2 separate regions of the Homo sapiens genome follow, and region 1 is linked to region 2. Evidence: chromatin loops called from intact Hi-C (ENCODE). Cell type or tissue: sigmoid colon. All regions are shown on one strand. Each heading gives the region's core, and the rest is flanking DNA. Links, peaks and the distances in the headings are about the cores only. Region 1 overlaps DNMBP (dynamin binding protein). Region 2 overlaps DNMBP (dynamin binding protein).

Region 1 (2,915 bases), core at 278-2,777, 51 kb after region 2:
GACACCCTTCTACCTACCATATACACTAAGCTCTAGCCTCACCAAAATACTGGCAGGGGAATCTAGGAAAAAGACATCCAATTTTGTTTAAGTCATGACCAAACAGGCTTGTTGGGGGCATTTCATGGGGTGAGCTTTGAAGTGCTGGTGGGCCAGAGTGGTTGCAGATATGTGACTTGGAGCACCTGTGTCTTATGATGGACAGAAATAAAAGTGAATACACAGAGAGACAGGCTATTCTATAAGAATGTGACAAACAATCTGGAAGAGCAACTATATAAACACTGTCTGATTATCTTTGCCTTTTGGGGCCAGTGGCTGTTGCCAAAATAATAAACACGTCTGTCTTCAAGAAGGGACAGTGGAGTCACCCAGGTGCTGCCACGTCAGGCACAGTAGGCATTGATCTACAATGGGCAGTTCTCTGCAAGGCCACGTGGACACATTATTACAGTACAATTACATTTACAGACTGCTTTTCAAATACATTATCTCCTGTATGTATTATTGCTACCTGTGAACAGTTGTGAACATGAAGTGCTATTTTTATTGTTAGCTGATCACTGCAGGGAAAACAATCAGTAAACTAGCAAATCACCTCTCATCAACACTTACTGTGAATAATAATTATATTTTAATTTTTAAACGTTTGGAATCACAAGAAGAGAATATTCACCAAGCCTGAATCCCACCTATGGGATACAAGAATAACGTTTGAACATGTTGGTAAAATTCAACCCAAAGGCTGGGGGCGGTGGTTCACACCTGTAATCTCAGAACTTTGGGAGGCCAAGGCAGGTGGATCACCTGAGGTCAGAAGTTTGAGACCAGCCTGGCCAAAATGGCGAAACCCCGTCTCTACTAAAAATAAAAAATTGGCCAGGCATGGTGGCACCCGCCTGTAATCCCAGCTACTCAGGAGGCTGAGACACGAGGATCACTTGAAACCAGGAGGCAGCGGTTGCAGTGAGCCGAAATCGCACCACTGCAATCCAGCCTGAGTGACAAAGCGAGACTCCAACTAAATTAAAAAAATAAAATTCAACCCAAAAGATTTTCATAACTGTTTTCAACATCTTTAATCAAAGCAAAATCCTTACTTAAAATAACCAGCTAGTAAAATAATAATAAAAGTATTAAGTAGGGTTATAATAAATTTATTGAATGTCTTTCTTTTTCTAGTTTAGATTTTTAGTCTTGACTTATTAACCATTTGACTTTAAATGAAAATATTGACATTGAGATACTTTCTTCTTACACCCTTCAAATCACTAAATAAATCCAAACACAGCTGCATACTTCAACAATTTTCATTCTTTTCACTTTAATACTGGCTCACTATCCCACAGAACTATCACAGCTGACTAGAAGGTCAAGGCAGCAAAACTAAAAGAAAAATACAAGAAAACGGATTTCTTTGTGTCTACAGCAGTCCAGATGTTATAATTATTGAACAACATCTAGACACTGGTAGCAAAAAGAACAAGTAATTAAAACTATGGGTTTGAAAAACATGGATGAGTGTTATGTTCCACAGCCCATATAGCTGCTCAAAAATACGGGACTCTAACAGGCACTAACAAAGTCTGGTTTTAATGTAAACTCATCCTCCTCTTCCCTGACCCTCTAGGGATTCTCAGATGTTTCCTGATAAGCAGATCTAAACTGTAAGACAATAATATCCCAAGGAGTTTCTGGCACTCAGCCTCAGAAATCCTTAAAGCTACAAGCACTGTCTAAAAGAAGAAAACCAGGGTACTTATTCTCTTAACAATTTTCTCCCCTAACTCTAGGGAACACGAAAATGCCCTTCCACATAGCAGTTGTAAAATTCCTTCTGAGGCAGAATGTTTTCAACTAGAGATGGCCTGCTGTTGATAATGTCATTCCCTGACACCTGGAACATTTTGAAAGACTCCTCAGAAATGACCTTGGGGCCAGACCAAACTACAAGGGCCAGTGAATCCCTTCTATTTATGGAGGCCTGAATAACTTGGAACCTCCTGCAGTGACCAACAGATTAAAGGGTAAGTTAACTCACTACAGAGACAACAGCAAAGTTATATCAGACACCCTTAAAAAATCCAGAATGTGGGAAACTCTAGAGAATAAACGACCAGTTTCTTCAACAAATAAATTACAAGCAAAAAATTTAAATTTAAAAAAGGAGGCCAGGTGCGGTGGCTCATGCCTATAATCCCAGCACTTTGGAAGGCTGAGGCAGATGGATCACTTGAGCTCAGGAGTTCGAGACCAGCCTGGGCAACATGGCAAAACCATCTCTATTCCAGGCATGGTGGCTCACACCCATAATTCAAGCTACTTGGGTGGGTGGGGCACAAGAATCGCTTGAATCCAGGAGGCAAAGGCTGCAGTGAGCTGAGATCACGCCACTGCACTCTAGCCTGGGTGACAGAATGAGACTCTGTCTCAAAAAAAAAAAAAAAAAAAAAAAAAAGCTGGACGCGGTGGCTCACACCTGTAATCCCCAGCACTTTGGGAGGCCAAGGTGGGCAGATCACAAGGTCAGGAGATCAAGACCATCCTGGCTAACACAGTGAAACCCCATCTCTACTAAAAATACAAAAAATTAGCCAGGCGTGGTGGCGCACACCTGTATTCCCAGCTTCTCGGGAGGCTGAGGCAGGAGAATCGCTTGAACCCGGGAGGTGGAGGTTGCAATGAGCAGTGATCGCGCCACTGTACTCCAGCCTGGTGACAGAGCAAGACTCCGTCTCAAAAAAAAAAAAAGGAAAACCATAAATTCATAAATTAAAAGCCACTTAAGAAACACATTAACGGCCGGGCGCAGTGGCTCACGCCTGTAATCCCAACACTTTGGGAGGCTGAGGTGGGTGGATTGCCTGAGCTCAGGAGTTTGAAACCACCCTGGGCAACATGGTGAAACCCTGTCT
Region 2 (2,915 bases), core at 305-2,804:
CCATTGCACTGATTTAGAACAATGGGGTTCCGGAACTGACCCACACCGAAAGTAGCCATTGGTCATGATTCCAAGGCAGCAGGAAAGAGCATAATTAGCTGTAGAGGTCAATATCAATATGATCACTGGGGTTTCAAACACACATAAATATGAATGATAATATGACTATGTTTTTTTAAATTAATCAACGTGTAGCTAGTGCCTGGCTCATCATGTGTGCTCAAGAAATATACACTGAATAAAGAAATGAATGCACACCCTCTTTTCAAATTCAGGTGTGTGAACCTCACCAAGAGATAGGGTAGCACTAGGTAGTCCTGATCAGAGCTTCTAAAAATAATATGTACTGGGAAACCTGAAAGTCTGAGAACTACCTCTTAATGTTTCTACTGCTTTGCAAGTCAACCTGTTCAGACTTGAAGGTAGTGTGCTTGAGATCTGAACCTTAACTTGTTAATTAGCAACTCATTTGACTGGAAGCTCCTTGAGACCAGCGAGCACATCTATAATGTTCATCGCTATGTACCCAGCCCTTAGCACAGTGCCTGGCACATGGTAAAAATAAATTGAGTATTTCCTGGATGAATGAGTGATTGACCTGAATACCACACGGAAGCCCACAAAATGATGTTTCATTCCCCAACACACAGCAATCATAAATACTGTCTAGTATTCTACCCTGACTCTAGATGATAATTCCAAATTTAAAACTCCTAATTCTCAGTTACAGCCAAAGACTGGCTTATCTAAAACTAATACTGGACTTTTTATTTCCAATAATTGAAGTCTACATTATTTGGATCAGTCTCTCATAGAAAAAAAAAATCTTTAAAATAGAAATCTAAAAGGAGACCTTTTCTGTAATAAGCTAAGATCCTAAAGAACTCCCGAGGGTAAATCAGAATTGGGCCAGCCCTCTTGCTAAATTACAGCTGAGTTCCGATACCTTGGTCATCCAAGGTACAAGGTACACTGAGCCTTGAAATTGGTTTAAGTTGGACCTGGGCTGAGAATGACTAGTGTTTGTTTCCATGTGGAAATTCCTTCTCAGCATTTCTTAGGAAATTTATATGTCTTTCTAAATCAAAAACAAAAAAAACAAAAAAAATCAGCTGAGGACTCTAGGAAACAAGAGAAGGTACTAGGATTCTCCTGAGAGAATAAAGCCTAACAATAAATGCAGAGACATTAAGAGTTTAAAGAAATCCACCAATGTCAAGTTGACGCAAGAGCAGAGAATACTGGCACGCGGAGTAAAATGTTACAAGGTGACATTTCTGGGAATGAGGACAAGAGTGGGTAGGAGGGCCAGGGTCTAATCAGTTAGCTTTGCTCATAGTTGTTGCTATGTAATACATGTGTTTAGAAGAGTGTGTGCTCATGGCCCCGTGTGTTGCCAACAGTGAGTCATTCTTGCAAATAAAATAAAGATTAATAAGCTTACTTGTATAGTATGCTTTATACAGATCTTATAAGGGTAGTCTAAGAAATAAAGTTTTGCAAACAAAGTAAGTCCTTAGCAATTCTGACACATGATTCTGTACAGTGCTAAATCTTGCTCAGAGAGGCAAATGTTCCATTATTTGAAAACCACCCAGTAATGTTTGTCCAGTGTTTTCCACTGCTTAATATTTGCTATATAGTTCTTTATAAATGTTTTAACAGAAGAAATACAAAAGAGATGTGAATATTGCTGTGAAATATCCCTACACAAAATCAGGAACATATCTAAAATCTGAATTAGCACAAGCAATATCAATTTCAATGGCAAAGCCAAAATCAGAAGAAGCAGAAAAAATGTTTTCAACATTAAAAAGAAAATGAGCTTTCATGAGACAACATGCAACCGAACAGCCCTACCCAGAAATGCTTTTTTTTCTTTTTTTAATTGAGACGGAGTCTCGCTCTGTTGCCCAGGCTGTAGTGCAGTGGCACGATCTTGGCTCACTGCAACCTCTGCCTACTGGGTTCAAGCCATTCTCCTGCCTCAGTCTCCCAAGTAGCTGAGATTACAGGTGCACACCACTATGCCCTGCTAATTTTTTGTATTTTTAGTAGAGACAGGGTTTCACCATGTTGGCCAGGCTGGTCTCAAATTCCTGACCTCAAGTCATCCATCCGCCTCGGCCTCCCAGAGTGCTGGGATTACAGGCATGAGCCACTGAGCCCAGCTCCAGAAATGCTTTTGAATACACACTTAACAATTCCACCAACATCAACATAAAATGAAAACCTTTTTTTGATGTATGAAATATTAGTCACAAAACAAAGATCAACACTATCAGATAGAGCAACTAATGCTCTGTGTATTTAAAATACTATTTAAAGGCATGTAAACCAATGGAACAGAACAGAAAATCCAGAAATAGAGCTGCACACCTACAACCAAGTAATCTTCAACAAAGTTGACCAAAATAAGCAATGGGGAAAGAATTCTCTATACAATAAATGGTACTGGAAAAACTAACCATATGCAGAAGAATGAAACTGGACTTCCATCTCTCACCATATACAAAAATTAACTCAAGATGGATTAAAGACTTACATGTGAGGTCTCAAACTACACAAATCCTTGAATAAAACCTAGTTAACACTCTTCTAGACATTGGCTTAGGCAACCTGCAACAAAAACAAAAACTGACAACTGGAACCCAATTAAACTAAAGAGCTTCTGTACAGCAAAACAAACTATCAACAGAGTAAACAGACAACCTACAGACTGGGAAAAACTATATGTAAACTATGCATCCAACAAAGGCCTAACATCTAGAATTTATAAGGAACTTAACAAGAAAAAAAACAACCCCCCTAAACACTGGGCACAGGACATGAACTGACACTTCTCAAAAGAAGACATACAAGTGGCCAACAAATATATGAAAAAAATGCTTAACATCGCTAATCATCAGAGAAGT

What was found. A loop is a pair of places that touch in the nucleus more often than their neighbours do. Peaks named below come from ENCODE experiments on the same cell type or tissue, not always from the same donor. Only the 100,000 strongest peaks of a DNase experiment are listed, where the experiment ranks them.
Region 1: a loop joins it to region 2, with 5 times the contacts of the local background. A loop is called at or near these places in 5 of 110 quality-filtered maps.

The regions. Positions count from the first base shown.
Region 1 is chr10:99,995,496-99,998,410 of GRCh38, forward strand. All of the region lies in intron 1 of DNMBP (dynamin binding protein), which reads right to left. Among named protein-coding and RNA genes, the nearest start is that of DNMBP, 13 kb to the right of the region's middle. In sigmoid colon, for the core only: no CTCF peak of the experiment used is centred there; no DNase peak of the experiment used is centred there; H3K4me3 peaks cover 368 bases.
Region 2 is chr10:99,944,085-99,946,999 of GRCh38, forward strand. All of the region lies in intron 4 of DNMBP (dynamin binding protein), which reads right to left. All of the region lies in intron 2 of DNMBP-AS1 (DNMBP antisense RNA 1), which reads left to right. Among named protein-coding and RNA genes, the nearest start is that of DNMBP-AS1, 18 kb to the left of the region's middle. In sigmoid colon, for the core only: no CTCF peak of the experiment used is centred there; a DNase peak (open chromatin) is centred at 1,367.